Regions from separate parts of the Homo sapiens genome. Here all the other regions are linked to region 1. A link is an interaction called in ENCODE POLR2A ChIA-PET data of the cell type or tissue named here. Cell type or tissue: HepG2. All regions are shown on one strand. Links, peaks and the distances in the headings refer to the core of each region. The heading gives the core; the rest is flanking DNA.

Region 1 (7,719 bases), core at 2,361-6,360:
AGGAAGTTGACAGCCGAGGGCCCGGGCTAAGCAGCAGTTAGGTGGGCAGTGATCCCCTTATGGGGCTGCCCTGGTGAGTGGACAAGGGTCTGCAGCTCTCGGGAGGGGCTGAGGAAGTTCGGTGCCCCGAGGAGAGAAGTCACCCCCTGGGGGAGGCGAGGCTGGGCCCTGCACCGCGCGGGTCGCTGCGCCCTCTGTCGGTTGAGCCGGACCGGGACCCGACCCCCATCAGCCCCCCAGTATCACACGGGGCACGGCGGGGGAGTTTGGGCTGAGAGCCCGTCACTTAACAGCTGGCCCAGGGGTCAGGATGTTAGAGTAGTTCAGGTGTTGGCAACTGCGTGACGGACAGCCCACAGGAGGGGAAGGAGAGGTGCCCCGTGTGACTAGAGCGTAGCAAACTGCCAAGCCCGAGGGAGCCTGGCTCTTGGAAAAGCGGGTGGCTCTGGCCTGCCTGGGTACTAGGGAGCCACTGCAGGCTTCTGAGCAGAGCCCCAGTGGAGGAGTGAGAGCTCAGGCTCTACCCCAGTCTGGGAGTGGTCTGGGGAAGGTGGGCATCACGCAGTGGGCGTGGGCAGGGGCCGGTGTCCAGGACGAGGGGACCCAGGCCTAGAGGGGGACTGGGCACCCAGCGATCCGGGCCCTGGACCTGGAGGGGTGGGGGGGGCGCCCCTCCCTCCCGTTCACCGGCTCCAGGCGGCTTTGCTGGTGCCCGAAGCCCCCGCCCCATCCCCCGCTCCCACTAGGCTGCCCTGACCACCGTCCCGCGTCCGCGTCCGAACTCCCCCTCCCGGGGGTCGGCGGCGAGGGGAGGGCGGGAGGGAGGGCGCGAGGGCCGCCACCACCGCCCGCAGAGGGAGGAGCCCGGCCGTGGAGGAGGCGGGGCGCGGGGCGGCCGCGGCATGGAGCGAGCCTGGCGCGCCCAGGAGCTGTATTCGAATTCGAGCTCGGTTCCCCGCGCCCCCTGCGCCCCCCGCACCGCCGCCCCGGGGCCCGAAGCGGAAACTTTACAGCGCCGTCCCCGGCCGCAAGTTCATCGCCGTGAAGGCGCACAGCCCGCAGGGTGAAGGCGAGATCCCGCTGCACCGCGGCGAGGCCGTGAAGGGTGAGGGGCGCGGGGGGGCGCGGGGGGGCGGGCCCGGCGCGGGGAGGGGGCGGCGCCGCGCGCGGTGCTGGCCGGGCCGGGGCAGTGGCTCTGGGGTCTCCTCTGCCGGGGCGGCCCTGGGCCCTTGTGGGATCCCTGGTGTCACGGTGAAGGGCTCTGCCTGGGGAAGGTTCCTGCCGTGCGGGTCCCTCCGGTGCTCTGTCGTTCCGGGCTCCCTGTGTCACCACGGAGGCTCCTCTCTCGCCACGGGCGTTTCTGTGTCCCCGGGGGTCTCTGCCTGAAGGACCCTGTCCCATTACAGAGCTTCCTTGCATTGCGGGGTTCCCGTGGCACTTCTGCAGCTTCTCCATTGGAGGCCCCTGCGATGTGGGGGACCCTTGCCGTCGTGGGGTGTCTGTGACCGTCATGTGGGTGTTTGTGTTATGCAGGCTTCTGTCACCGGGGCTTCCTGTGTTCTGGGGGGATCGCGTGCCATGACAAACCCCTCTCATTCTGGGGGTCTCGGGGCCATCACTGGGCTCCTAGCCTCAGGGCCGGCTGAGGTGGAAACAGCCCAGCTGGTGCATCACGTGGCCTCACCCACTGGCCACAGCACGATGACCCCGAGCTCTCGGCAGTGACCCCTGGGTGGGTGACAGAGCCAGGATGGGGGTCGGTTGAAGGGGCTGGGGGAGCATGGTCAGCTGGGGGTGGGGGCAGCAGCAGGAGTGTGGCCCCTGCCCCTGCCTGCGCCCCTCCCCGAGTGTGTCCATCTGTGTGTCTCTCTGTCCCCCACATGCCCACCCTGTGCCGAGCCCATCTGTTCCTTTCTCTCTTCTGCGTGGATCCCAAAATCTTCCCAGGGAAAAAGCTGGGAGAAAGTGGGAAGGGAAGGAGGGAAAGGGCAGGGGGTGGGTGGGCAGAACCTGCTCCTGAGGTGGGGTAGGCGCCCAGCTCTGCTCCCCACTGACGGCCTGTCTGGCTTCTTCCTCCAGTGCTCAGCATTGGGGAGGGCGGTTTCTGGGAGGGAACCGTGAAAGGCCGCACGGGCTGGTTCCCGGCCGACTGCGTGGAGGAAGTGCAGATGAGGCAGCATGACACACGGCCTGGTGAGTGACCCCACGGCTCCCCGGGCAGCTCCCAAGGGGACCACCCCTTCCAGTTTCCCTTTGTTCTCTCTTGGTGCTAAATCCACATGGATATTCATAGAGAAAAGACTAGAGGTAAACTCAAACAAACACTCAAAGTAGATGCAAACTTGTGTACATGACACAGACACGTGTGCACACACTCTGCATATACTTGGGAACATGCGTGTATGTAACCTGACGCTTCACGTGCAGTGGAGACACATAGGACGTGTGTGACGGGGCCTCTGTCTGTGTGATCCCACATTGACTCCCAGTGACTTGCACCCCACCAGCACAGTCCTTCAGAAACACCAGGTGTGTGGAACGCATGATTCCTGCGTAGCTGGCAGACATGTAAGGAGGTCAGTGTGAGAAAAGAGGCGTTTTTCCAAAGTGGACAGATTGTCCAAGTGGGCAGAGCAGGCAGGCCCGGAGCAGCCAAGAGGAAATGAGGCCAGTTGGGCCTGGAGGTGCCCTGGTGAGTGCCCTGGGGCAGGGATGGTCTGAGGGCAGCAGGTGAGGCTGGGCTGGTCCTCAGCCTGCAGGGAGGATGTGAAGGTGAAGGCTGCAGCTCCTGGGTTGGTGAGTGGCTGCTGTCCAGCCCTGCTGACCATCTGGTCCTTTGGGGGCCCCCGGGCTGGAGCTGGGTGCGTGTCTTGGGGGTGCCCTTGCAAGGAACCCTCAGGGGTCCCGGGAGGCCCCCAGATCCATGCATGTGCTTCTGTCCTGGAGAGCTGGTGGGCCAAGCAAACCTCTCCTGAGTGATGGTCACTGGGGGCCATCGGTGGTGTGTCTGGATCAAGGGTGCATGCACCCTCCCTCTGCATGTGAAGGGCTCAGGCCTGGGGTTACTGTGTCCCCATCTCTGTGTCCCCACCTCTGAGAGTTTCCCAGCGACTCCACCCCTGTACGGCCTGGACCCCTGCCCTGTGCTGAGCTCAGCAGAGGCCCAGGGAGGCAGGAGCTTCGCCACTGACCTTTTCCTGGGCCGGTGCCCTTTCCTCCTTCCTTGGCCTTGTTCTGCCTTGCTCTGACTGGTGGCTTAGAGTGTGGAAGGGACTTGGCCCCCTGTTCTCAGCCCGCGGAGGGTGGATAGGGCAGGGTCCAGATGGGAAATGGTTTCAGAGATTTGGGCCCTGGTTCAGACAGTATGGGAGAGGGGAGGGGAAGGAGAGGTAGGGGGATCCACACCTGTGGCGGGAGCGGGTCTTGAGCTCCCCCACGTGGTGGTGAGGAAGGTTCTGGTTTGAGGACTGTGTGGAGTGAGGGGCATTTGGACCTACGTCTGAAGCTGACGGGGAGGGAGGGGGGTTTAGGCTGGAGTCAGAATTGGAGAGCAGCAAATGTTTTTTAGGTGTTTGTCATGTGCTGGGCCCTGTGCTGGGAGCCGGGATCACGGAGGCTCAGCTGGAAGCCTTGTGGGAGCAGTGGCTGTGACGGGGGCCGTGTGAGCGTGGGAGCTCCCTGGGCTGGCCTGAAGGAGTCAGAGAGGGCCTCAAAACAGAGGCATTGTCTGAGCTGAGTCCTCTAGGTGGTCAGCGGCTGGGGCTGAGGGGACAGCCGTGTGTGCAGGGTCCGTGTGGCGCTCTACAGCTGTGTGTCAGCACGGCCTGCTCTGAGTGCCTGGCACAGTTTTAGCACTTCTACACGTATAAGTCGTTGACTCATCCCAGCAGTCCCAAGAGGTGGGGCCACTTGTTGTTATTCCATTTCTAGGGGGTCACATGGCCCTGAGGGGCAAAGTCTTGTTTGCAACACAGGCAGCAAGTTCTATGTGAGTGAAACGCCTGCATGGGGTGAGGGGCGAGGCTGGTGTGGGGACCACGGGGTGGTCAGGTGGCATGGAGTCAAGTGACAGTGTGGCATCATGGCGGAGGGAACCCAGCCGCAGTGTCTGATTGTGCAGGTTGTGTAGGATCAAAGCCCGGGCTGGGCAGAGCAGAGCAATGGAGAGGAGGGTTCAGGTCTGGGCTCCAGCCAGCAGCCATGGTGTGTGTGACCTGGGGAGTGAGTGTCAGAGGTCCCGGGGTAGACGGGAGTATTTCATGAGTGGGCAGCGGGAGAGGGACCTGCGGAGGCTGCCTGCGAAGGGCAGGGAGTGGGAGCAGTGACAGTGCCCTCTGACCTTGGCTGCAGGCCCTGCTGGCCACACTGCGCAGAGCCTCTGCTCTGGGATCCCGGGGCCGAGTTCTGCCAGAGGCCAGAGTGCAGCCCAGGAACAGGAACCTGCTTCCAACAGGCCCAGATCTGCTCCCCCCACCCCCCAAAAAAATCCATTTCCGGGACTGGAGTGGGGACAGAAAAGGACTTAAAGGTTAGGGAGGGGACATAGTCCCTGTGCGTGCAGGGGCTGGTGCCCAGAGCCGGTGCCTGCTGTGGGATCGGGAGGCGAGTCCTGGTCACTTACCCAGCAGAGAGCAGTCTCCCACGGCACCTCCTGGCAGGCAGAGGGTGGAGCTGTGAGGGAGGGAATGGAGAAGCGAGGTCAGGTGTGTTCTGGAGGCCCAGCAGGAGCAGGCCCTGTGCCTTCCCTCCCCTCCCTCCTTCCCTTTCTTTGCAGTAAGGTCAGCACTTGGGTGGGTAGTAGGAGATGGCTGTGTTGGGCATTTTCTCTTCAGCTGGCTTTTATGTGTCTTATTAACAAAACTGGAAAAATGAGTTTGTGTTATGTAATCCATACAATTTGTTTGGTTGACAACATCTGAAAACAGGAGGCTGGTCAAGTGCAAGTGTGGCGGGTTCTTCAGCAGGCAGCACCATGACACTTCCGTGCCTCTGTCGACGTGGAGAAGGGTGTGATGGAGGAAAGGAGGGGTCTGATGCCCCACCTGAGTGGTGATGAGGCTTGGCCTGAGCTGGCCTTAGGTTCAGCGGGATGAGGGGTGCAGGTGTGGTTGGGGAATGCCAGGATAAGATATAGGTCATCAGAACCAAGGGGATCCTCCAAGTTGGATTTCTCTATTCTATATGGGCGGGCTTAGAGGGGGCTGTTGACTTACTGAGAGTCACACAACGTAGTAGCTGGGACCTGGAATCCAGCCCGATACTTTTTTGATATCTGTGCCTTCTGATAGAAATAGGCACTCTTTCCTCTTTCCGTCCGGCCACTGCTCCACCTATGTTTACAGCCATCTATCCTTTGACTCACCCACCCATCCCACCATCATCTTCTTAACCGTTGACTCACCAGCCAACCCAATCCACCACCCCTCCCTTCCTCCATCCATCCACCTCTCCACCTACCTGTCTACACACCCAGTCCATCCATCCATCTACCCATGTATCTGTCTGCTCTTTGACCTATCTACCCATGGCCCTCTCCTTCCCTCCCTCCATCCACTGGTCCAGTGCCTTTCAATCCACCCTTCTGTCCGTCTATCTCAGATGCACCTGTCCACCATTTACTCTCCTAGTCAGCATCCCTTCTGTCCGTCTATCTCAGATGCACCTGTCCACCATTTACTCTCCTAGTCAGCATGCAGAATGCCTGTGACGTGCCAGGTGCTGTGCTGGGTGCTAGGATCACAGAGATAAAGAACATGTGGCCCTTACCCTCAAGGAGCTCACAATTAGTGGGGGAAACAGGTCATCGAAAGCTGCAGGTTATCTTTCTGATCTCATTTCCTGCCACTCTCTCTAGCTCCCTCTGCTCCAGCTGCACAGGCTCTGAACTCTCTCAAATGCTGCAGGCTGATGCCTGCCGTGGGCTTCCCCTGACCACCCCCGCTCCTGGGAAGCCCTTTGCCCACATATCCACAGGCTGCTCCCCATCCTCAGCCTCTGCTCAGCCCTCCCGTGGGGGTGAGGCCTTTGCGTGCCTTTCTCTGCCCTCCCTGATCTGCTCGCTGGTCTCCTGAGCACTTGCCAGCATTCGCATGCTATGTCTTTATCCTCTGTTTATCCTGTCTCCCAGAACAGATTATAAACCCCACGAGTGCAGAGACTTTGTTCTCTTCTCTGCTGTATTTGCAGAGCTGGTACACAGTAGGAGCTCAATAAATACTTGCTGAAGGAAAACATGGATCTTGAGAAATGCTACCAAGAGAGGAAATGAGGAAGGTGCTGAGGGATGAAAGCGAGGCAGTGGTGGTGCTGCCTGTGGGGCCTTTGCGGTCCTGGAGAGTGGAGCTGCGGGGCTGGGAAGGCTGGTGGGTGGGGCTCGCAGGCAGCTGGAGGAGCTCGTGGGAGCAGAGAGGTCATGGCTGGAGGTGTGGCTCGAACCTTCAGGTCAGTGAGGGTGGAGTGGTGGGCAGACAGCTGGCTAGCTTGGTGCTGGCCATGTGGGACTTGAGATCAAGAGGACAGTTGGGGACCAAGCTCTGTGGGATGCATCGAGGTCAGGGCAGGGGACCCAGCCCACACACCTAGATCCCCTGCCCCACTCACAGTTAGTCTGAAGCAAGGGACCCCATGAGGTTGAGCATCAAGGAGCTATTGTGAAGAAGTTGGTGAAGACAGAACGCTGCTTCCATGCCAGCGCCTATAGGCACATAGCACGGCATTTGTACATGAGTGTGGGTAATGCAGATTCAGATGTGCACACACACATGCATGAACACACCTCACACGCACATGACGGCAGGTCACACAGACACATGAGCACGGCACTTGCACACAGTGGGCTCATATAGAGACACGTGCATGAGCACAGCATCTACACATGACCACGGATCTCTCACACACACACGTATGTGCACACCCCCCTCTTTGCTCGCAGCCTTGGGGCTCACTTACGCTCTGTGGACGGCTCTGGCCTTGTTTGGACTCCTGGTTCAGCAGCTACTTAGGAAAGAGATGAGCTGCTGCCCCCTCTTGGGCCCTGACCCACGGAGGTCAGAATTCCCTACATCATCCCCTCAGCCTTCTTACCTCTGGACCCAGGACTCCAGGATTTGGGGCCCCCTACTTCCATCTGGACACAACCAGGCCAAGGGGGTGTGTGTGGGCAGAGACTGGTGACCAGCATGGGTGAGGGCAGTTGAGGCAGGCCAGCTGGAGGCCACGACTGTCCATCAGCTCCCGATACTCCCTTCAGAAACGCGGGAGGACCGGACGAAGCGGCTCTTTCGGCACTACACAGTGGGCTCCTACGACAGCCTCACCTCACACAGGTACGTGCAGGGACCCTGGCTGGCGGGAGCATGCATGTGGGACGTGGGGCAGGACCTGCAGTGTAGAGGGAGGCCAGGTATGAAGAGGTCAGAGGAGGGCAAGGGAATGTGCCTGGCCGACCTCTCTTCTGCTGCCCGGCCTGTCAGTCCCGGGGTGACTGCAGGGTGGACTGTGGCCGGCCAACCTCGAGGCAGGGCTTACCTCACTCCTCCCTGCTTTCCTTCATCAGCGATTATGTCATTGATGACAAAGTGGCTGTCCTGCAGAAACGGGACCACGAGGGCTTTGGTTTTGTGCTCCGGGGAGCCAAAGGTAATGGGGAGTGGGTGCCCGGGGGTCAGGCAGGCAGGGGCTGCACACCGCTCAGGGATGTCTTCAGCTTCTTGCTTCTGC
Region 2 (7,719 bases), core at 1,604-5,603, 87 kb before region 1:
AGCCTGGCAGGGGAGGTCTGGGGAAGGAGAACCAGATGTGCTGTGTAGAGAGGGCAGTGGTGGGTGACAGTTTGGGGTGCTGGGCATGGGGTGGGAACAGGCACAGACACATGGCCCAGGCACTCTGGCAGGGGTAGAATTGCTGGGCCAGGAGAGCTGAGGGTCACACTTGGGGGTGACATGGCCATGCCTGGGTGGGGGGTTATGGATGGCTGCAGAGGGAGGAAGGAGGGAGAGCTCAGAGGCTCTGTGGAAGGCAGTTTGGGGGTTGAGGACCGGCCCTGAGTGGCTGGTGGAGGACCGTCTTTCCCCAGCCGCGCCTTCCTGGAGTACTACCAAGAGCACCTGGCGTACGCCTGCCCCACGGAGGACATCTACCTGGAGTAGCCTGCCCACCGCTCTGTCTCCTGGCCGTCTGCTCCAGGCGCAGCTGGGGCTGAGGATGTCTCAAGAGGCCACCATGGCTTTGGCAAGGACTGGATTGGGGGGACATGGGACCTTACGCTTGTGGGGGTCTGCGGGCTGGGAACTCTCGTCCTCGGTCCCCAGGGCGCAGCTGTTGGGGCTGCGGGGGAGTGGAGCCCCCGTGCCCCTGCTTTTCCTCAGATCCGTTCTTTCTCTGTGTTGTCCTCCTCCTTCCCTTCCCAGTCTCCCTTTTCTCTCTCCTGGTGTCTCTGCCCCTCTCTGTGCCTGCAAACCTTATCCTCTATTCTTCACTTTGGGGTCAGAACTTCGGGGGTGTGGAGGAGGTGCGGCTCTAGGGACAGGTAATGTCGGCTTCCAAGTGATGCCCTCCTGCCACTCCCCTGCGATTTATAAGGGAATTTTAATTTTTATAGTGAATCTCAAGGGATCATCCCATCCTTGACCACAGGGACAAGAGGGGCCCCCTCGCCCCAGCCCCACCCCACATGGAGCTCAGGGGGAAGCAGGGAGGGGTTCCCAAAAGAGCCCTGCGGAGGCTAGGAGTGGTTCTTGATGCTCACCTGAAGCCCCTAGACGCTGCTAGGAGGGGGGGCCCTCCTGGGCCCCCAATACCCCTCCGCTTGCCGCTGCTAGCGCACCCCTGCAGTCCAGCGTGCATCCACCCCACGCACGCCCCGTGCTGTGTTCCTGGGCCCTGCCCATGGCCTCAATAAACTCTCTGCTTGGTGTGACATTGGCTGTTTCTAGAGGGTGCTAAGACATGGGGCCAGGTGCCCAGGGGCTGCCCATTGTGGTAGGGACAGAGTCCCCAGTGGCGGGAGTGTTGTGGCAATCTCACCCTTTTAGCTCTTTCCGAAATTGTGCCGGGGGTCCCTGCGGTGCTGCTCTGGGGCCTTATCTGAGGTGCCGTATCTAGAAGCACCCTTGGGAATTCTCCCTAGATACACTCGATTGGCCACAGAGGAATCCGAGGCTGTGCAATGGGGTGTCCTTTCCACGTGCACGGACTGGGGGCCAGCACGGCTCAGGTCAGTGTGTAGTGGGGGCATGAACTCCTTGAAGAACAATCTGGCCGGGCACGGTGGCTCACGCTTGTAATCCCAACACTTTGGGAGGCCGAGCCGGGGCGTATCACCTGAGGTCAGGAGTTTGAGACCAGCTTGGCCAACATGGTGAAACCCCATCTCCACAAAAAATACAAAAATTAGCTAGGTGTCCTGGCGCACACCTGTAATCCCAGCTACTCAGGAGGCTAAGGCATGAGAATCGCTTGAACCTGGGAGGCGGAGGTTGCAGTGAGCCAAGATTGCACCACTGCACTCCAGCCTGGGCGACAGAGGGAGACTCCGTCTCAGAAAAAGGAAAAGAAAAACAATCTACTTAGATCTTAAAATGGATATTTAAAAAATTCTCCAGAGAAAGCCAGAAGAAAATAGGTGACTTTTTCACTATGTGCTTAGGTGACTGCAGATGCCCGGCAATGTTCCCTCCCAGGCCCTCCTGGGTGAGCCCGCCTCCCAGGCAGGGGTCAGCATGGCCGGGGTCCCTCTGTCTGAGCCCAGGATTCGTGCAACACCAGGAAGACAACAGTTGAAGGTTCCTTAGTGAGCTAAGGGAAGTATACACAAACTTACTACATAAACATTAGAAAGTGCTGTCCGTAAAAAACACGTCTTCACAGAGCCAACAAGCAGAGAAATAGCTGCCCAGTGTTAGGAAGTGCATCATGATCCAGAGGTTCAGCCCGTGTGCAGCGCACAGACCTGAGGCCCCAGAGAGACCGAGGACGCAGACCAGTGGCACGACGGAAACGCAGAACGTTTATGAGAAAACTTTCCTACTAATTGAGATAAAGCTGTAAAGAGGCAGATAGCCCCACTGGGTGTGTACGTTTGAAACTTGTGCCCCCTGGGCTAGGGCATTCGGGGTGTGGCCCTCAGTCCCCTGTAGCTGCTGCCTGGAAACCGCTGCCACCCACCCACCTCCTCCCTCTGCTCTTCCACTCAGGTGAGAATTCTCCAAGCCCTGCCCTCCGGCGCCCCCGTCCCGCCCCTGCCCGGCCTGGCCCCGCCCCTGCCCGGCCCCGCCCCCCAACGTGTCTTCAGGTCTCTTTCCCTCCAGCCGGCCCTTAGGACGGCTGTTGGACGTGCTCGTGAGTCCTTCGCCTGTCTGCCTTCCACCTCTCTGCAGCTCCTTCTCCAATCTCATGGTCTTCTTGAGCTTGGCCGCCCTCCACGCCCCATGCTGGGCTTGGTCGGTTCTGGGGTCTACCTCTCTGGCTTCATCCCTCCCACAGTTTCGAGGGTTTCCCTGTGCTCAGGCCCCTGGCAGCCGCCCCCTGTGCAGACCACTGGGCAGATCCAGCTGACCTCCAGGGGCACTTCCTCGGCTCATCACTGGGCCGGTGCTCTGCAGAATGAGCTGTGAGAGCCACTGTGGCTGGCCAGAGGGTGCCACTCACAGTCACTTCAGACTCACAGGAGCCTTCGTCCCGACCCCTGCATTCATCTGTGTTCTGTTTTATGTTTTTTCCCAGTCACCTGAGCTGCAGGCCTTGGTCACCCCAGACTCCTCCCTCCTGTCACCCTTATCCTCACCCCAGCACCTTTACGTCTGCCCCAGGCTCCATTTCCCCCTCTTCTGCCTGGATCAAACCACCCTGACTTTCCTGGGTCTTCGTGCAACAGCCTGCTCCGGCCGCTGCCTCACTGCACCTGCAAATCCACTTGCACCCACACCCAGGCCAGGGTTTTTAAACAGAAGCCTCAGCAGATCCCTCTCTCTGGCCAGCTCCCTGTTGAACCAGGAAGCAGGTCCCTGTTGAACCTCAGCATGACCCGCCCCCACCCCTGCATCCCACTTCTGCTCTGGGAGCCTCTGGGTTCCTGGGCGCACCTGCTGCCCTTCCCTGTTTGTCACTGGGTGACCTCCCGTCCTTGTGGGCGCTCCCGGGCCCTGGTCTCGGGCCTTCTGAGGACTTGCTCTCCTGGTAGCGGCTGCTGACTGTGAGCCCAGAGAGCAGGCGTGGCTGTTGACCTTAGGTCCTCCCAGAACCTGGCGGATCGCCTGGCTCCCAGGCAGGAGGCGCTGCATGACGCCTCCAACTTCCGCCAATCTAGCCCAAGGATGGCGTTCTAAATAAAACGCGTTCTACAGAAAAGTGTTTATTGCATTCTTCTTTGAAATAATGTAAGCATAAAAGTAATCTGAATATTGACCAATAGGGTTAATTGATTAAGGTATATTTACCTAATTGAAATATTGGGTAGATGTGAAAAAAAGTTCCAATGTTTGTAATTACACAGAAAATTTCTGTTATGCTATTAAGTGGAAATAAATTTCTGGGCACAGCAGCTCATGCTACTGTGTAATCTTAGCAATTTGGGAGGCCAAGGTGGGCAGATCCCTTGAGTCTGGGAGTTCGAGACCAGCCTGAGCAACAAAGCGAAACCTCTATCTCTACAAAAAAAAAAAAAAAAAAATACAAAAATTATCTAGGTGTGGTGGCACACACCTGTAGTCCCAGTTACTTGGGTGGGTAAGGGAGGAGGATAGCTTGAGCCTAGGAGGTTGAGGCTGCAGTGAGCCATGATCATGCCACCACACTCTGGCTGGAAAGAGCAAGACCCTGTAACCACAATGAAAGAAAAGAAGAGAGAGAGAGAGAGAGAAAGAGAGAGAGAGAGAGAGAGAGAGATGAAAGAAAGAAAGAGAAAGAAAGAAAATAGGCAGGGTCATATGTAGCATTCTAGAAACTATATGTTGAAAAATGCTGAAACACAAAAAATGTTAAAAGTCATTTTTGGCCGGGCGCAGTGGCTCATGCCTGTAATCCCAACACTTTGGGAGGCTGAGGCAGGCGGATCATGAGGTCAGGAGATCGAGACCATCCTGGCTAACACGGTCAAACCCCATCTCTACTAAAAATACAAAAAATTAGCCGGGTGTGGTGGCAGGCGCTTGTAGTTCCAGCTACTCGGGAGGCTGAGGCAGGAGAATGGCATGAACCTGGGAGGCGGAGCTTGCAGTGAGCCAAGATCGCGCCACTGCACTCCAGCCTGGGAGACAGAGCAAGACTCCGTCTCAAAAAAAAAAAAAAAAAAAAAAAAAAAAAAAAAAAAAACCACCTCATTTTTGCTGAAGTTGAGCTGAGGGTGTTTCTCTTCCTTTTTTTCCTGCAGCAAATATGTCTTAATTTTTTGAAGTATTATTTGCTACTTATTAGAGACCTCCAAGTGCAAATGGAAATATCCACAGAAAAACTAAAGATAAAAAAGTTAAGATAAATTAATCAAACTCAAACAAAAAAGTTATTTTGGCTACAATAAAAATACCACCCCATAAGGTTATCATAAGGCTTAAATGAATCTGCCAGTCAGACAGGCCAAGGGTAGTGCTTGAGTAAGTTATTATTTTTATAAACACTATAAAAGTAGGATTTCCCTATTTTTAAAAATATTACTTTCCCTGGCTGGGCGTGATGGCTTGCACCTGTAATCCCAGCACTTTGGGAGGACGAGGCGGGTGGATCACCAGGTCAGGAGATCGAGACCATCCTGGCTAACACGGTGAAACCCCGTCTCTACTAAAAATACAAAAACAAAATTCGCTGGGCATAGTGGTGGGCACCTGTGGTCCCGGCTACTCGGGAAGCTGAGGCAGGAGAGTGGCGTGAACCCGGGAGGCGGAGCTTGCAGTGAGTGGAGACCGCACCACTGCACTCCAGCCTGGGAGACAGAGTGAGACTCTGTCTAAAAGAAAAAAAAAAAAATTACGTTCCCTATAAAGAGTAACACATATCATAGACATTTTGGAGACTGCAGATGATAGAAGAAAGGCTAAAATCAACTGTATTTTTATGGCCCAGAGATAACTGTTTCTAATATTTTGGTGTATTTTTTCCAGTCTCCCTTCTACTTGAGGGTTGAAGGCAGAGGGAGGTTAGGGGAATCAAGAAGAATTTAAGGCAAAAGATAAAAGCAAAATAGCAGAGGTCGCTGCAGGCATACCTTGGAGATTTTGCAGGTTTGGTTCTAGACCACCACACTAAGATTGCAACAACGTGAGCCACACAAATTTTCTGTTTTCCAGCGTATATAAAAGTTATGTTGGCCAGGAATGGTGGCTCATGCCTGTAATCTCAGCACTTTGGGAGGCCAACGCAAGCAGATCGCTTGAGCCCAGGAGTTTAAGACTAGCAGGGACAACATAAAAAAACCCGGTCTGTATATATATTGTATACCTGTATATTTTATAGATATACACGTATGTAGTATATAGATATACATGTATATAATATATATAAATACATGCATATTTTATATATATATATATATATTAGCTGGGTGTGGTGGCATGTGCCTGTAGCCCCAGCTATTCAGGAAGCTGAGGTGAGAGAATTGCTTGAGCTTGGGAGGTTGAGGCTGCAGTGAGCTGTAATTACACCACTGCACTCCAGTGTGGATGACAGAGTGAGAACTTGTCTCAAAAAAAAAAAAAAAGTTATGTTTCCACTATACTGTAGTCTATTGAATGTGCAATAGCTTTTAAAGTATATACCTTAATTTGAAAATACCTTATTGAGCCTGGGCACGATGACTCACAACTGTAATCCCAGCGCTTTGGGAGGCCGAGGTGGGTGGATCACCTGAAGTCAGGAGTTTGAGACCAGCCTGGCCAACATGGTGAAACCCCATCTCTACTAAAAATACAAAAAAAAAAAAAAATAGCCAGATGTGGTGGCAGGCGCCTGTAATCCCAGCTACTTGGGAGGCTGAGGCAGGAGAATTGCTTGAACCCGGGAGACAGAGGTTGCAGTGAGCCGAGATTGCGCCATTGCACCCCAGCCTGGGCAAAAAGAGCAAAACTCCATCTCAAAAGAAATAAAATAAAATAGGGCCGGGCTTGGTGGCTCATGCCTGTGATCCCAGCACTTTGGGAAGCCAAGGCGGGGGGATCACGAGGTCAGGAGATTGAGACCATCCTGGCCAACATGATGAAGCTCCATCTGTACTAAAAATATAAAAAATTAGCCAGGCGTGGCCAGGCTCAGTGGCTCACACCTGTAATCCCAGCACTTTGGGAGGCTGAGGCAGGCGGATCATGAGGTCAGGAGATTGAGACCATCCTGGCCAACATGATGAAGCTCCATCTGTACTAAAAATATAAAAAATTAGCCAGGCGTGGCCAGGCTCAGTGGCTCACACCTGTAATCCCAGCACTTTGGGAGGCTGAGGCAGGCGGATCATGAGGTCAGGAGATCGAGACCATCCTGGCTAACACGGTCAAACCCCGTCTCTACTAAAAATACAAAAAATGAGCCGGGCCTGGTGGCGGGCACCTGTAGTCCCAGCTACTTGGGGAGCCGAGATCACGCCACTGCACTCCAGTCTGGGTGACAGAGCAAGACTCCGTCTTAAAAAAAAAAAAATTAGCCAGGCGTGGTGGCACGCACCTGTAGTCCCACCTACTCTGGAGGCTAAGGCAGGAGAATCGCTTGAACCCGGGAGGCGGAGGCTGCAGTGAGCCAAGATCATGCCACTGCACTCCAGCCTGGGCATCAGAGCGAGACTCTGTTTTGAAAAAAAAAGAAAACACCTTATTGCTAAAAAAATGCCAGTGATCATCTCCACCTTCAGTGAGTCATAATCTTTCTGCCGGTAGAAGGTACTGCGTCAGTGTTGATGGCTGTTGACTGATCGGGGTGGTCGTTGCTGAAGGTTGGAGCAGCTGTGGCAATTTATTAAGACAATGAAGTTTGCCACACTGACTCTTTCATGAAATATTTCTCTATAGCATGTGACACTGTTTGATAGCATTTTATTCATAGTAGAACTTCTTTCAAAATTGAAGTCAACCCTCTCAAACACTGCTGCTGCTTTATCAACTAAGTTTATGTAATATTCTTTTTTTTTTTTTTTAAGAGACAGGGTCTTGTTCTGTCACTTAGGCTGGAGTGCAGTGGTACAATAATGGCTCACTGCAGCCTCGATATCCTGGGTTCAAGTGATCCTCCCACCTTAGCCTCCCGGGTAGCCAGGACCTAAAGCAAGTGCCACGGTGCCTAGCCAACGTTTTTTTGGAGAGATGAGGTCTCACTATGTTGTCCAGGCAGGTCTCAAATTCCTGGTCTCAAGCGATCCTCCCACTTCAGCCTCCCAAAGTGTTGGGATTACAGGCCTGAGCTACTACACTCGGTCCTGTGCAATATTCTAATCCCTTGTTGTCATTTCAACAATGTCCGTAGCATCTTCACCAAGAGTAGATTCTATCTCAAGAAACCACTTTCAGCCA
Region 3 (7,719 bases), core at 2,138-6,137, 56 kb after region 1:
CCTGTTATTGGTCTATTCAGAGATTCAACTTCTTCCTGGTTTAGTCTTGGGAGGGTGTATGTGTAGAGGAATTTATCCATTTCTTCTAGATTTTCTAGTTTATTTGCATAGAGGTGTTTGTAGTATTCTCTGATGGTAGTTTGAATTTCTGTGGGATCGGTGGTGATATCCCCTTTATCATTTTTTATTGGGTCTGATTCTTCTCTCTTTTCTTCTTTATTAGTCTTGCTAGCGGTCTATCAATTTTGTTGATCTTTTCAAAAAACCAGCTCCTGGATTCATTAATTTTTTGAAGGGTTTTTTGTGTCTCTATTTCCTTCAGTTCTGCTCTGATTTTAGTTATTTCTTGCCTTCTGCTAGCTTTTGAATGTGTTTGCTCTTGCTTTTCTAGTTCTTTTAATTGTGATGTTAGGGTGTCAATTTTGGATCTTTCCTGCTTTCTCTTGTGGGCATTTAGTGCTATAAATTTCCCTCCACACTGCTTTGAATGTGTCCCAGAGATTCTGGTATGTTGTGTCTTTGTTCTCGTTGGTTTCAAAGAACATCTTTATTTCTGCCTTCATTTCGTTATGTACCCAGTAGTCATTCAGGAGCAGGTTGTTCAGTTTCCATGTAGTTGAGCGATTTTGAGTGGGTTTCTTAGTCCTGAGTTCTAGTTTGATTGCACTGTGGTCTGAGAGACAGTTTGTTATAATTTCTGTTCTTTTACATTTGCTGAGGAGTGCTTTACTTCCAACTATGTGGTCAATTTTGGAATAGGTGTGGTGTGGTGCTGAAAAAAATGTATATTCTATTGATTTGAGGTGGAGAGTTCTGTAGATGTCTATTAGGTCTGCTTGGTGCAGAGCTGAGTTCAATTCCTGGGTATCCTTGTTAATTTTCTCTCTTATTGATCTGTCTAATGTTGACAGTGGGGTGTTAAAGTCTCCCATGATTATTGTGTGGGAGTCTAAGTCTCTTTGTAGTCACTAAGGACTTGCTTTATGAATCTGGGTGCTCCTGTATTGGGTGCATATATATTTAGGATAGTTAGCTCTTCTTGTTAAATTGATCCCTTTACCATTATGTAATGGGCCTTCTTTGCCTCTTTTGATCTTTGTTGGTTTAAAGTCTGTTTTATCAGGGACTAGGATTGCAACCCCTGCCTTTTTTTATTTTCCATTTGCTTGGTAGATCTTCCTCCATCCCTTTATTTTGAGCCTATGTGTGTCTCTGCACATGAGATGGGTTTCCTGAATACAGCACACTGATGGGCCTTGACTCTTTATCCAATTTGCCAGTCTGTGTCTTTTAATTGGAGCATTTAGCCCATTTACACTTAAAGTTAATATTGTTATGTGTGTATTTGGTCCTGTCATTATGATGTTAGCTGGTTATTTTGCTTGTTAGTTGCTGCAGTTTCTTCCTAGCCTTGATGGTCTTTACATTTTGGCATGTTTTTGCAGTGGCTGGTACTGGTTTTTCCTTTCCATGTTTAGTGCTTCCTTCAGGATCTCTTTTAGCACAGGCCTGGTGGTGACAAAATCTCTCAGCATTGGCTTGTCTGTAAAGTATTTTATTTCTCCTTCACTTATGAAGCTTAGTTTGGCTGGATATGAAATTCTGGGTTGAAAATTCTTTTCTTTTTCTTTTTTTGGTAGCACAGTGAGTGGAGTTTATTTTTATAATTTGTAGAAAATTGACATTTAGATTTCAAAACTTATATTACAAAATTATCAGCAGCAGTCTTAAGCATTTCAACCATGCTGATAGATTCCACTTTGCTAACACAAACAAGGCTATTATACTATGTTTGAAAAGCAAGACTTGTTCCAAGACGGCCTATTATTATACATCTGCCTCACTGCTCAGGACCCGTTTGTGACTGTGTCTTCTTCCATCTCTTCTTCACCATCATCAGTGGGCCCCAATCTGCGTTCTCTGCCAGGGATCTGACCAGACTGCAGCAACCCCTTCAGCCTCTCCACTTCAGCCAGAGTTGAAGCATTTGCTATAGCATTCTTGATTGCTTCTACATCCCCTGGAGATGGCCCACCTTTCTTTTTGTCAGTTGGCAAACCAGCACCTGGATTAAAAGTTTTGCTTCTCCTGGCAATATCCTTTGCAAGCTGTGCACCCCGTTTGCCCTTGAACATTTTCTCTGCTTCCTGACGCTCTTTAGTTTCACTTTCTGGAAATCCAGTACTCTGATTTGCGGAACTTTATAAATCACATACAATCTGTAATGCTTCTTATTGGTTACTGGATTTCTTAGGATACTTAGGTAAGTCAGCGATTTGAGAGATGCCAGAGGGTCCAGATCACCCAGTTCCACGAGCCTATTATTGGTGAGAATGAGTTCTGTCAGACAGGGCAGAGCCTGATCAAGTCCCTCACCTATACGGCATATTCTGTTTTGTTCACTAACAACGTTTTCAGTCTTCTCAACAAAGGAAAACCATCCAGTTTCCTGATCTCATTGTCAGAAAAATCAATAGCATCAAACTGGTCTAACGTAGCACCTAGATTTTCAATGACGGGAATTTTATACCCCCGGAGGTCCAGCTCCCGGTCGCGCACCGCGCTGGTGTACTGCGCCGCCTGCTCGATCAGCTCCGCCGTCAGCTTGACCATCCTGCGGCCTCCCGTTCCCCCGCGCTGTGGAAAGCTGAAAATTCTTTTAAGAATGTTGAATATTGGCCCCCACTCTCTTCTGGCTTGTAGAGTTTCTGACGAGAGATCCGCTGTTAGTCTGATGGGCTTCCCTTTGTGGGGAACCCGACCTTTCTCTCTGGCTGCCCTTAACATTTTTTCCTTCATTTCCACTTTGGTGATTCTGACAATTATGTGTCTTGGAGTTGCTCTTCTCGAGGAGTATCTTTGTGGCGTTCTCTGTATTTCCTGAATCTGAATGTTGGCCTGCCTTGCTAGATTGGGGAAGTTCTCCTGGATAATATCCTGCAGAGTGTTTTCCAACTTGGTTCCATTCTCCCCGTCACTTTCAGGTACACCAATCAGATGTAGATTTGGTCTTTTCACATAGTCCCATATTTCTTGAAGGCTTTGTTCGTTTCTTTTTATTCTTTTTTCTCTAAACTTCCCTTCTCGCTTCATTTCATTCATTTCATTTTCCATCACTGATACCCTTTCTTCCAGTTGATCGCATCGGCTCCTGAGGCTTCTGCATTCTTCACGTAGTTCTCGAGCCTTGGCTTTCAGCTCCATCAGCTCCTTTAAGGACTTCTCTGCGTTGGTTATTCTAGTTATCCATTTGTCTAATTTTTTTTCACAGTTTTAAACTTCTTTGCTATTGGTTTGAATTTCCTCCTGTAGCTTGGAGTAGTTTGATCATCTGAAGCCTTCTTCTCTCAGCTCGTCAAAGTCATTCTCTGTCCAGCTTTGTTCCATTGCTGGTGAGGAGCTGCGTTCCTTTGGAGGAGGAGAGGCGCTCTGCTTTTTAGAGTTTCCAGTTTTTCTGCTCTGTTTTTTCCCCATCTTTGTGGTTTTATCTACTTTTGGTCTTTGATGATGGTGATGTACAGATGGGTTTTCGGTGTGGATGTCCTTTCTGTTTGTTAGTTTCCTTCTAACACACAGGACCCTCAGCTGCAGGTCTGTTGGAGTTTGCTAGAGGTCCACTCCAGACTCTGTTTGCCTGGGTATCCACAGCGGTGTTTGCAGAACAGTGGTTTTTCATGAACCGCGAATGCTGCTGTCTGATCGTTCCTCTGGAAGTTTTGTCTCAGAGGAGTACCCGGCCGTGTGAAGTGTCAGTCTGCCCCTACTGGGGGGTGCCTCCCAGTTAGGCTGCTCAGGGGTCAGGGGTCAGTGACACACTTGAGGAGGCAGTCTGCCGGTTCTCAGATCTCCAGCTGCGTGCTGGGAGAACCACTGCTCTCTTCGAAGCTGTCAGACAGGGACATTTAAGTCTGCAGAGGTTACTGCTGTCTTTTTGTCTGTCTGTGCCCTGCCCCCAGAGGTGGAGCCTACAGAGGCAGGCAGGCCTCCTTGAGCTGTGGTGGGCTCCACCCAGTTCGAGCTTCCCGGCTGCTTTGTTTACCTAATCAAGCCTGGGCAATGGCGGGCGCCCCTCCCCCAGCCTCGCTGCCGCCTTGCAGTTTGATCTCAGACTGCTGTGCTAGCAATCAGCGAGACTCCGTGGGCGTAGGACCCTCCGAGCCACATGCAGGATATAATCTCCCGGTGTGCCGTTTTTTAAGCCCGTTGGAAAAGCGCAGTATTAGGGTGGGAGTGACCCGATTTTCCAGGTGCCGTCTGTCGCCCCTTTCTTTGACTCGGAAAGGGAACTCCCTGACCCCTTGCGCTTCCCGAGTGAGGCAATGCCTCGCCCTGCTTCAGCTCGTGCACGGTGCGCTGCACCCACTGTCCTGCGCCCCCTGTCTGGCACTCCCTAGTGAGATGAACCCTCAGATGGAAATGCAGAAATCACCCGTCTTCTGCGTCGCTCACGCTGGGAGCTGTAGACCGGAGCTGTTCCTATTGGGCCATCTTGGCTCCACCACCCTGGTCAGTCTTTTTAATTTTAGTCATTCTGATAGGTGTGTGATAATATTTCATTGTGGTTTTAATTTGCATTTGCTTAATGACTGGTGATGTGAAGCATATTTCATGTGCTCATTGTCATCCATATATCTTCTTTGGGGAAGTGTCTGTTCAAATCTTTTGCCTATTTAAAAACTTCTGTTGTCATCTTTTTATAGAGTTTTGAGAGTTCTTTTTACGTGCTGAATGTAAGTTCTTTGTCAGCTGTATGCATTGTAAATGTCTTCTCCAAGTCAGAGCTTGCTTTTTAATTCTCTAAACGGTGTCTTTTGGAGCTCAGCAGTTTTAAACTTTGAGGGAGTACAACTAATCACTGTATTCTTTATTGTTACATATTATTTGGTATATCTATTCATTTATTTAGGACTTCCTCAGTTGTCTCAGCAATGTTTTATAGTTTTGAGTGTGCAGGTTTTTCACATATGTTGTCAGAATTATTTATTTATTTATTTATCAGAATTATTTATAAGTATTTCATATTCTGATACTCAATTGTTGATTCCTAGTATACAGAAATACAATTGATTTTTGTGTGGTTATCATGTATCTTGAAATCATGGATCATGCTTTTGGTGTATGGTCTAAGAGATTTTTGCTTAACCCAAGGTCACAAAAATGTTCTTTTATGTTTTATTCTAGAAATGTTAGAATTTTAGGTTTTTCACTTAGGTTTATGATCCATTTTGAGTTAATTTTTGTATTTGGTATGAACTTGGATTGAAATTTTTTTTTTTTTTTTCCTGAGACATAGTTTCACTCTTGTTGCCCAGGCTGGAGTGCAGTGGCATGATCTCAGCTCACTGCAACCTCTGCCTCCCAGGTTCAAGTGATTCTCCTGCCTCAACCTCCTGAGTAGCTGTGATTACAGGCACTCACTACCACGCCTGGCTAATTTTTTTGTATTTTTAGTAGAGATGGGGTTTCACCATGTTGGCCAGGCTGGTCTTGAAATCCTGACCTCAGGTGATCTGCCCATCTCAGCCTCCCAGAGTGCTGAGGATTATAGGCATGAGCCATCGTGCCCGGCTGAAAATTCTTTGGTATATGATGTCCAATTGCTCCAGCACTATATGTTGAAAAGATTCTCCTTTTTCCATTGAAATGCCTTTGTACCTCTGAAGAAAATCAGTCGTTCATATATGTCTGGCTCTGCTTTTGAGCTATTTTGTTCCTTTCATGTATTTGTTTATCTTGACACCAGTACCACACCATCTTACTGCAAATGGGTTTATAATAAGTCTGGAAATCAGGTAGTATACATCTTCCAACATCTGTGTTTTCTTAAAGCTGTTTTGACGGGTTTAGGTCCTTTGTATTTCCATATGAATTTTAGCATGAGTCTGTTGATTTCTACAATAAAAATTCTGGCCGGGCGCGGTGGCTCACGCCTGTAATCCCAGCACTTTGGGAGGCCGAGGTGGGCGGATCATGAGGTCAGGAGATCGAGACCATCCTGGCTAACAAGGTGAAACCCCATCTCTACTAAAAATACAAAAATTAGCCGGACATGGTGGTGCATGCCTGTAATCACAGCTACTCAGGAGGCTGAGGCAGGAGAATGGCGTGAACCCAGGAGGCAGAGCTTGCAGTGAGCCAAGATTGTGCCACTGCACTCCAGCCTGGACAACAGAGCGAGATTCCGTCTCAAAAAAAAAAAAAAATTCTGCTGAGATTCAGCAATCCCATTACTGGGTATACATGTAAAGGAATATAGATTTCAACAGGAAATCAGTATGTTAAAGAAATATTTGCATTCCTTTGTTCATTGCAGCACTGTTAACAATAGCCAAGATATGGTATCAACCTAAGCATCCATCAACAAGATGAATGGATCAAGAAACTGTGATATATATACACAGTGGAATACTACATAGCCATCAAAAGGAGATTTTATTATTTGTGAAAATGTGGATGAACTGGAGGACATTAGGTGAAATAAGCCAGATACGGAAAGATACATGATGCATGATGTCACTTATATGTGGAATGTAGTAAAGTCTAAGTCATAGAAACAGAGTAAAATGGTGGTTTCCAGAGGCTGGGGGGTGGGAAGATTGGGAGACTTTGGTCAAAGGACACAAAATTTCAGTTATTCAGGAGCAGTAAGTTCAAGACATGTATTACACATCATGGTGACTATAGTTAATAACAATGTATTGTACACATAAAAATTGCCAAGAGAGTGGATTTTAAGTGTTTTTACTATAAAGAAAATGAAATGATAATTATGTGAGATAATGTTAAATAGCTTGATTTAGCCATTCCACAATGTATACATATATCAAAACATCATGTCGTATATCAGAAATATATACAATTTTTGCTTGCCAATTGAAAGAATTAACTTAAAAGAATCTGCTGATGTTTTCATTGTGATTGTGTTGAATTTGCAGATCAATTTGGGAAGACATGACACCCTAACAATACTGCGTCCTCTGAGTCATGAGCTCAGGGTATCTATTCATTTATTTAGGGTACTGCGTCCTCTGAGTCATGAGCTCAGGGTATCTATTCATTTATTTAGGGTACTGCGTCCTCTGAGTCATGAGCTCAGGGTATCTATTCATTTATTTAGGGTACTGCGTCCTCTGAGTCATGAGCTCAGGGTATCTATTCATTTATTTAGGGTACTGTGTCCTCTGAATCATGAACTCAGTGTATCTATTCATTTATTTAGGGTACTACATCCTCTGAGTCATGAGCTCAGGGTATCTATTCATTTGTTTAGGGTACTGTGTCCTCTGAATCATGAACTCAGTGTATCTATTCATTTATTTAGGGTACTGTGTCCTCTGAGTCATGAGCTCAGGGTATCTATTCATTTATTTACGGTACTGCGTCCTCTGAGTCGTGAGCTCAGGGTATCTATTCATTTATTTACGGTACTGCGTCCTCTGAGTCATGAGCTCAGGGTATCTATTCATTTATTTAGGGCTGCTTCAATTTCTCTCAGCAATGTTTTGTAATTTTGAGTGTGCAGGTTTTTCACATATTTTGTCAGAATTATTTCTAAATATTTCATATTCTGATATTCAATTGTTGACTGCCAGTATACAGAAATACAATTGATTTTTGTGTGGTTCCCATGTATCTTGAAACCATGCCAAGTTCATTTGTTAATTCTGGTGCTCTGTTTGTAGCTGCCACTGGATTTCAACATAGACAATCAAGTCTTCT
Region 4 (7,719 bases), core at 2,570-6,569, 330 kb before region 1:
GTTTCACCATGTTGGCCAGGCTAATCTTGAACTCCTGACCTCATGATCCACCCGCCTCGGCCTCCCAAAGTGTTGGGATTATAGGCGTGAGCCACTGCCCCCAGCCACAAATGTAGGACCTATTTCTAAGAAACCCTTTGTAGAGGTCAGGGTATTGGGAATCCTAATTTAAAAATATTTTTAATCATTATTGGAAATTTAAGTGACAGTGGGTTCAAGAGCTAAACGTCAGACCTTTTTTAAAACAAATTTTATTTTCTGAAGGACTTCATACCTGACAACGCCAATTAAACATAATACTCCACCCATCCTACAAATTATTAAATACATTATTTCACCTGGGACTAGGATAATTATAAAATGGAATTTTAAAGTTGTAATATAGCCAGGCACAGTGGTTTGTGCTTGTAATTCCTGCTACTCAGCAGGCTGTGGCAGGAGGATCACTTGAGGGCTGTAATGTGCTGTGTGAACTGGGTGTCTGCACTAAGTTCGGCATCAGTATGGTGACCTCCCAGAAAAGGAAGACTGCCAGGTTGCCTAAGGAGGTGTGAACCAGCTGAGGTTGGAAATGGAGCACATCAGAAACTCCCATGCTGGTTAGTAGTGGGACTGGAGCTGTGAATAGCTACTGCTCTCCACCCTGGGCAGCATAGTGAGACCCCATCTCTTTAAAAAAGAAAAAAAAAAGAAAACTATCTTAAAATATCATTTTAACTGTCATGTTTGCTAGTTGAATTATGAAATCAAAGACAAATTTTATATTTAAGGGACAGATAATAAATGCTGTTCCATTGCTTTATTTTTAAAATTTTGTAATTGCTTTTTTTTGAGATGGGGTCAGTCTCTGGTCACCCAGGCTGGAGTGCAGTGGCATGATCTCAGCTCACTGCAACCTCTGCCTCCCAGGCTCCAGTGATCCCGCCTCAGCCTCCCGAGTAGCTGGGACTACAGGCATGCGCCACCACACCCGGCTAATTTTTGTATTTTTTGGTAGAAATGAGGTTTTTCCATGTCACCCAAGCTAGTCTTAAACTCTTGGACTCAAGTGATCTGCCGCCTTGGCCTCCCATTCTGTGGGGATTAAAGGTGTGAGCCACCGCACCCTGCCTCCTTTTCCTGTTGTCTGCCATTTTGATAAGTTAACTTTACCGAGGAAGAACTTAAAGCAAGATTTTTCCTCTTATTTTTCAGGTAAAGAGATTATAAATCTTCCACTGAATGAAAAAAATTTTCTTAAAGCTGCATATACTCCAAGAAAAAAACCACAAATGTTTTTCTGTTTTGCCTGAATACATGATTTAAACAAGAGATTTCCACAGAAGGTAAGATAAGTTTCTTTTTCAATTTGATTCTGTTTTATTGTGTAATTTATGTAAAAGTTCTGTACAGGTGGAAGTTCAAAGATGGGTCACAGCGAAAAACGTAGTTTAGAAGATATGCTGGCTGGGCACTGTGGCTCACACCTGTAATCTCAGCACTTTGGGAGGCCGAGGTGGGTGGATCATGAGATCAGGAGTTCGAGACCAGCCTGACCAACATGATGAAACCCGTCTCTACTGAAAATACAAAAATTAGCTGGGCATAGTGGTGTGTACCTGTAATCCCAGCTACTCAGGAGGCTGAGGCAGGAGAATCGCTTGAATCCAGGAGATGGAGGTTGCAGTGAGCCGAGATCGTGTCACTGTACTCCAGTCTGGGCGACAGAGCAAGACTCTGTTTCAAAACAAAACAAAACAAAACAAAAAAACAGATGTGCTCATGGTCTGTTGTCTTTTGGTGGTTTTTGATCCTCCTGTGTCTGGTTTTGAGATGCTCTGCATGTTTTTGAGCAAGTTGCTTGGTCTTTCCAAGCCCAAGTTTAATTCTTCTTTTTTTTTTGAGACGGAGTCTTGCTCTGTTGCCCAGGCTGGAGTGCAGTGGTGTGATCTCGGCTCACTGCAACCTCCACCTCCCGGGATCAAGCGATTCTTCTTCCTCAGCCTCCCAAGTAGCTGGGACTACAGGCACGCACCACCACACCTGGCTAATTTTTGTATTTGTAGTAGAGACGGGGTTTCACCATATTGACCAGGGTGGTCTCGAACTCCTGACCTTGTGATCCGCCCGCCTCGGCCTCCCAAAGTGCTGGGATAGCAGGCGTGAGCCACCGCGCCCTGTCCAAAGTTTAATTCTGACAAAACAGGAACAGTTTTGCACATATTTAATGAGGTATATGTTCCGTCTCACTTGCAGGGAACATGTGAGATACAGCATATACACTGTCACAGTTGCCATTCAAACCACACAGTTACGCAGAAAATGAAAAGGGGAGGGAAGGACCTCTGCTTCCAGCAATATAAGATACTCTTACGAGGCTCTTCCATTGCAGTTCAGTGAGATGCTGGATAAATTAGAATAAATATAATTTCTTTCTTTTTTTTTTTTTTTTTTTGAGACAGAGTCTTGCTCAGTCGCCCAGGCTGGAGTGCAGTGGCGCGATCTCGGCTCACTGCAAGCTCCACCTCCTGGGTTCATGCCATTCTCCTGCCTCAGCCTCCCGAGTAGCTGGGACTACAGGCACCCGCCAGCACGCCCGGCTAATTTTTTTTGTATTTGTAGTAGAGACGGCATTTCACCATGTTAGCCAGGATGGTCTCGATCTCCTGACCTCGTGATCCGCCCGCCTCGGCCTCCCAAAGTGCTGGGATTACAGGCGTGAGCCACCGCGCCCAGCCTAATTTCTTTATTCTTTATTTTTTTTCAAGACAAGGTCTCACTTTGTCACCCAGGCTGGAGTGCAGTGGTGTGATCATAGCTCACCACAACCATGTACACCTAGGCTGAAAGGAACCTCTCACTTAAGTCTCCTCAGTAGCTGGGACTATAGGAATGCACCACTACGGCTAATTTATTTATTTATATATTTTTATGTGTTTTTTTTTGTGAGACAGAGTCTTGCTCTGTTGCCCATGCTGGAGTGCAATGGCATGACCTTGACTCACTGCAACCTCCGCCTCCTGGGTTCAAGCGAATTTCCTGCGTCAGCCTCCCGAATAGCTGGGATTACAGGCACCAGCCACCATGCCTGGCTGATTTTTGTGTTTTTAGTAGTGACGGGGTTTCACCACGTTGGTCAGGCTGGTCTTGAATTCCTGACCTCAAGCAATCCACCCACCTCAGCCTCCCAAATTACTGGGATTATTATAGGCGTGAGCCACCGCACCCAGCCCACCATGGCTAATTTAAAAACAATTTTTTTAGAGATGGGGTCTCACTGTGTTGTCCAGACTGGTCTTGAACTCCTGGGCCGAAGTGATCCTCCTGCCTTGGCCTCCCAAAGTGCCGAGATTATAGGTGTGAGTTACCACGCTTGGCCAAATATAATTTCTGTGAGCACTCTGATGCGTTAAAAATTAAGATGACCCAGCTGGGCGGATGGATGGCTTGAGTCTGAAAGGTGGAGGTTGCAGCGAGACAAGATCGTGCCGCTGCCCTCCAGCCTGGGTGACAGAGCCAGACCCTGTCTCAAAAAAAAGAAACCCACCAAAATTCAACATATGGATTAAACAGATTAAACACAGATGCAGATGGAATTGGTAAAGTGAAACACAGTGAAAGACATTATCCAAAGTGCAGCCCTGAGAGATCAGTGATGGTAGTAAATATGTAGCTGGAATTCTAGAATGAAAAAATCAGGAATATTGAAGAGATGTATTATTCGAAGTATTAATAGCTTTGAACTTTCAGAAACTAATAAAAGACCTAAATCCATAGGTTTAGGAATCACAATATGTCCCAATCAATATTTTTAGAAAAAAACAAACCCAGCCAGGTGCAGTAGTTCACGCCTGTAATCCCAGCACTTTGGGAGGCCAAGGTGGGCGGATCATAAGGTCAGGAGATTGAGACCATCTTTGCTAATACGGTGAAACCCCGTGTCTACTAAAAATACAAAAATTAGCCGGGCGTGGTGGTGCGCGCCTGTATTCCCAGCTACTCAGGAGGCTGAGGCAGGAGAATTGCTTGAACGTGGGAGATGGATGTTGCAGTGAGCCAAGATCACGCTACTGCGCTCCAGCCTGGGCGAGAGCGAGACTCTGTCTCAAAAAAAAAAAAAAAAAAAAGAGAAAAAGAAAAAAACAAACCCACACCCATACACTGAAATCGTATAGCACCAAAGACAAAAAGAAGGTGTTAAGGTAAAGTTAAAAGATAGATTACCTAAAATGGAACATTAGCTAGGTTGACAACAGATGTCTCAGCAGCATGAATGGAAGCCAGTAGAGAGTAGAATAATTCCTCAAAGCGACGAGAGCATGTATGTTTTATTATAGAATCGTGTTATCAAATAAATTTTGCAAGAAAAATGGCAAGGTTTTATGTTTCTGAGAATGTTAGGCTAGGTTAGACTACCTTCTACTCCCCCACCCTCCACCCCAGAAAAACAGCCACAATTGTTAGATGAAAAAACATAAATAAAAGAACTGACAAAAAAGCAGGAAACTTTTGGATCAAAATCTAACTGAAAATAACGCAGAAAGGTAATTTAAACACCATAGAATGGGGTCTGCTTTTGTCCTGAGGGCATTTGCTCATGTGGACAAAGTGGGGCTTTGAGTTTAGAGGATTTGTGAAAAGAACAGTAGTTAAGCTCGATTCCTCTCAAGGTAAATAGCCTAAAGGAGACCCTCCCCACACCGATGGAACTCTGAAGGGCTCTATCCTCAAGGTGTGAGGGCAGACTAGAGGCACATGTGCCTCACACCGTTCCTTGCCCTCATCTGGTTGTCTTTTTACTAAATGTAGCACAAAAAGATGAAAAGGGAAAAAAACCTGTTCCTGAGAATTGTAGCTCTGTATTGGCCTTTGTGAGGATTTTTAGCCCAGTTACATTGCCTGGTAGTTCAGGGAAATCGGGCATGAATTTAATTCAAGGTGTTTCTAGCTTGTCATCTGACAGGAACAAAGATAAAACCTCTCTGGAAGAAGTTACCTTCATCCTAAGATACAAAGAATCCCTGCAGATTTTTTTTTTTTTTTTTTTTTTTTTTGAGATGGAGTCTTGCTTTGTATCCCAGGCTGAAGTGCAGTAGCACAATCTCGGTTCACTGCAACCTCTGCCTCCCAGGTTGAAGCGATTCTCCTACCTCAGCCTTGCAAGTAGCTGGGACTATAGGCGTGTGTCCGGCTAATTTTTGTATTTTTAGTAAGGACGGGGTTTCACTGTGTTGGCCAGGCTGGTCTTGAACTCCTGACCTCAGGTGATCCGCCTGCAGATATTTTTTAAAGACAGTGATTAATAGTACACAGACAAAAATGACTAAGCACACAAGCAAATAAGCCACTCTGAGTTAAAACCAGTACAGTTCAGGTGTGGTGGCTCATGCCTGTAACCCCAGCATATTGGGAGGCTGAGGCAGGAGGATGGCTTGAGTCCATGAGTTTGAGGCTGCTGTGAGCTATGATTGCACCGCTGCACTCCAGCCTGGGTGACAAAGTGAAACCTTGTCTCAAAAAAACCCCCAGAAAATGAAAACAGGAAAACCAGTAGAAACACTTCCTCAAAGACTTCAGGTATTGGAATTGTTAGAAACAGACTATAAAAAAAGTGTACTTTTTGTATGTGTGTGAGAAGGTCTTACTCTGTCGCCTAGGCTGGAGTTGGAGTACAGTGGCGTGATCTTGGCTCACTGCAACTTCCGCCTCCTGGGCTCAAGTGATCCTTCTGTCTCAGCCTTCTGAGTGGCTGGGACTACAGGCACACACCACCACACCTGGCTAATTCTTTGTATTTTTTGTAAAAACAGGTTTTTGCCGTGTTGCCCAGGCTGGTCTTGAATTCCTGGCTTTAAGCAATCTGCCCACCTCGGCCTCCTAAAGTACTGGAATTACAGGCGTGATCTAGCATGCTGGCTGAGTGTGCTTCTTATTTTTAAAGAAATAAATATTTGGCTGGGTGCAGTGGCTCACGCCTGTAATCCCAGCAGTTTGGGAGGCCGAGGCGGGCAGATCACAAGGTCAGGAGATGGAGACCATGGTGAAACCCCGTGTCTACTAAAAATACAAAAAATTAGCCGGGCGCGGTGGCAGGCGCCTGTAGTCCCAGCTACTCGGGAGGCTGAGACAGGAGAATGGCGTGAACCCAGGAGGCGGAGCTTGCAGTGAGCCAAGATCACACCACTGCCCTCCAGCCTGGGCAACAGAGCGAGACTCCGTCTCAAAAAAATAAAAAATAAAAAGAAATAAATATTTAACAACATAAAAATATTTGTAAGAAACAGTAAAAGGTGATATAGAATATTTGAAAAAGGACCATGTAGAACTTCTAGAAATAAAGAATAAAATATTCAGTATCACAAATTCAGGCCAGGTGAGGTGGCTCATGCTTGTAATCCCAGTACTTTGGGAGGTAGAGGTAGGGAGATCACTTGAGCCCAGAAGTTCAAGACCAGCCTGGGCAACATGGTGAAAACCTGTCTCTACAAAGAATTTTTAAAATTAGCCAGGCGTGGTGGTGCACACCTGTAGTCCCAGCTACTTGGGAGGCTGAGGTGGGAAGATCACTCGAGCCCAGGAGGTCAAGCCATCATTGTGCAAGTGCACTGCAGCCTGGGTGACAGAACAAGACCCTCTCTCAATAATAATAATAATAATTCAGTGTGTACAGGTTTAATAACAAAATATATACAGTGAAGTGAAAATCAGTGAACCAGAAAACAGGTCAGAAGGAATTACCCAGAATGAAGCACAGAGAAAATGATGGGAAACATAGGCCAGAACATGGGACATCGAGGGCAAATGTCTAATGGATGTTTACTTAATGTTCTGTAAAGAGAAAAGAGAGAATGAGGCAGATTTATTATTAGAAAAGATAAAGACTAAAATTTCTCAGAATTGGTGAAAGAAGTCTACAGATTTAGGCCAGGCGCGGTGGCTGACGCCTGTAATCCCAGTACTTTGGGAGGCTGAGGCGGGAGGATCACAAGGTCAAGAGTTCCAGACCAGCCTGGCCAGCATGGTGAAACCCTGTCTCTACTAAAAACACAAAAAGTAGCTCAGCGTGGTGGCACGCACCTGTAATCCCAGCTACTCACGAGGCTGAGGTAGGAGAATTGCTTGACCCCAGAAGGCGGAGGTTGCAGTGAGCTGAGCTTGAGCGCTCCAGCCTGGGTGACAGAGCAAGACTCCGTCTCAAAATAAAAGAAGTCTACAGATTTGAGAAGACAAATGAATGGTAAGCAGGATAAATAAAAATAAAATTTATAGCTAGCCAAAGGAGAGTAAAACTACAAAGCACCAAAGAGTGTTCTTAAAATAAACGAAAAACACAGATCAACTTTATCTGAGCAGCAGTAAGAATGATGGCTGACTTCTTAAGTGCCACAATGGAAACCAGAAGCCAGTGGAGTAATATTTTCATTGTGCTGAAAGTAAAACAATTCCTGACTTCTAACTTTATATCAGGAAAAATTATCTTTCAAAAAAATTATCTGCTGTAGGCTGGGTGCGGTGGGTCACCCTGTAATCCCAGCACTTTGGGAGGCTGAGGCAGGTGGATCACCTGAGGTGGGGAGTTCGAGACCAGCCTGACCAGCGTGGAGAAACCCCATCTCTACTAAAAATACAAAATTAGCCAGACGTGGTGGTGCATGCCTGTAATCCCAGCTACTTGGGAGGCTGAGGCAGGAGAACTGCTTGAACCTGGGAGGTGGAGGTTGTGGTGAGCTGAGATGGCGC

Evidence for each region. Peaks named below come from ENCODE experiments on the same cell type or tissue, not always from the same donor. Only the 100,000 strongest peaks of a DNase experiment are listed, where the experiment ranks them.
Region 2: POLR2A ChIA-PET joins it to region 1 with 5 read pairs; 4 of 35 experiments call an interaction of 5 or more read pairs at or near these places.
Region 3: POLR2A ChIA-PET joins it to region 1 with 7 read pairs; 4 of 35 experiments call an interaction of 5 or more read pairs at or near these places.
Region 4: POLR2A ChIA-PET joins it to region 1 with 6 read pairs; 2 of 35 experiments call an interaction of 5 or more read pairs at or near these places.

What each region holds. Positions count from the first base shown.
Region 1 is chr22:50,696,611-50,704,329 of GRCh38, forward strand. It overlaps SHANK3 (SH3 and multiple ankyrin repeat domains 3), which reads left to right. Exons shown (of 25, transcript NM_001372044.2): 13 at 947-951; 14 at 954-1,105; 15 at 2,080-2,193; 16 at 7,250-7,325; 17 at 7,556-7,638. Among named protein-coding and RNA genes, the nearest start is that of SHANK3, 28 kb to the left of the region's middle. RefSeq lists enhancers at 6,966-7,719, 7,695-7,719. In HepG2, for the core only: a CTCF peak has its summit at 3,424 (motif pointing left); DNase peaks (open chromatin) are centred at 3,431 and 3,951; H3K4me3 peaks cover 1,421 bases.
Region 2 is chr22:50,610,393-50,618,111 of GRCh38, forward strand. MAPK8IP2 (mitogen-activated protein kinase 8 interacting protein 2) reads left to right here. Exons shown (of 12, transcript NM_012324.6): 12 at 315-3,586. The coding sequence ends at 387. Among named protein-coding and RNA genes, the nearest start is that of MAPK8IP2, 13 kb to the left of the region's middle. In HepG2, for the core only: a CTCF peak has its summit at 3,503; a DNase peak (open chromatin) is centred at 3,459; H3K4me3 peaks cover 543 bases.
Region 3 is chr22:50,752,821-50,760,539 of GRCh38, forward strand. It overlaps the pseudogene SNRPA1P2 and the pseudogene RPL23AP82. Among named protein-coding and RNA genes, the nearest start is that of ACR, 18 kb to the left of the region's middle. In HepG2, for the core only: a CTCF peak has its summit at 4,388; a DNase peak (open chromatin) is centred at 4,401; H3K4me3 peaks cover 996 bases.
Region 4 is chr22:50,370,826-50,378,544 of GRCh38, forward strand. It overlaps PPP6R2 (protein phosphatase 6 regulatory subunit 2), which reads left to right. Exons shown (of 24, transcript NM_001242898.2): 2 at 1,195-1,325. It also overlaps the pseudogene RN7SL500P. Among named protein-coding and RNA genes, the nearest start is that of PPP6R2, 31 kb to the left of the region's middle. In HepG2, for the core only: no CTCF peak of the experiment used is centred there; no DNase peak of the experiment used is centred there.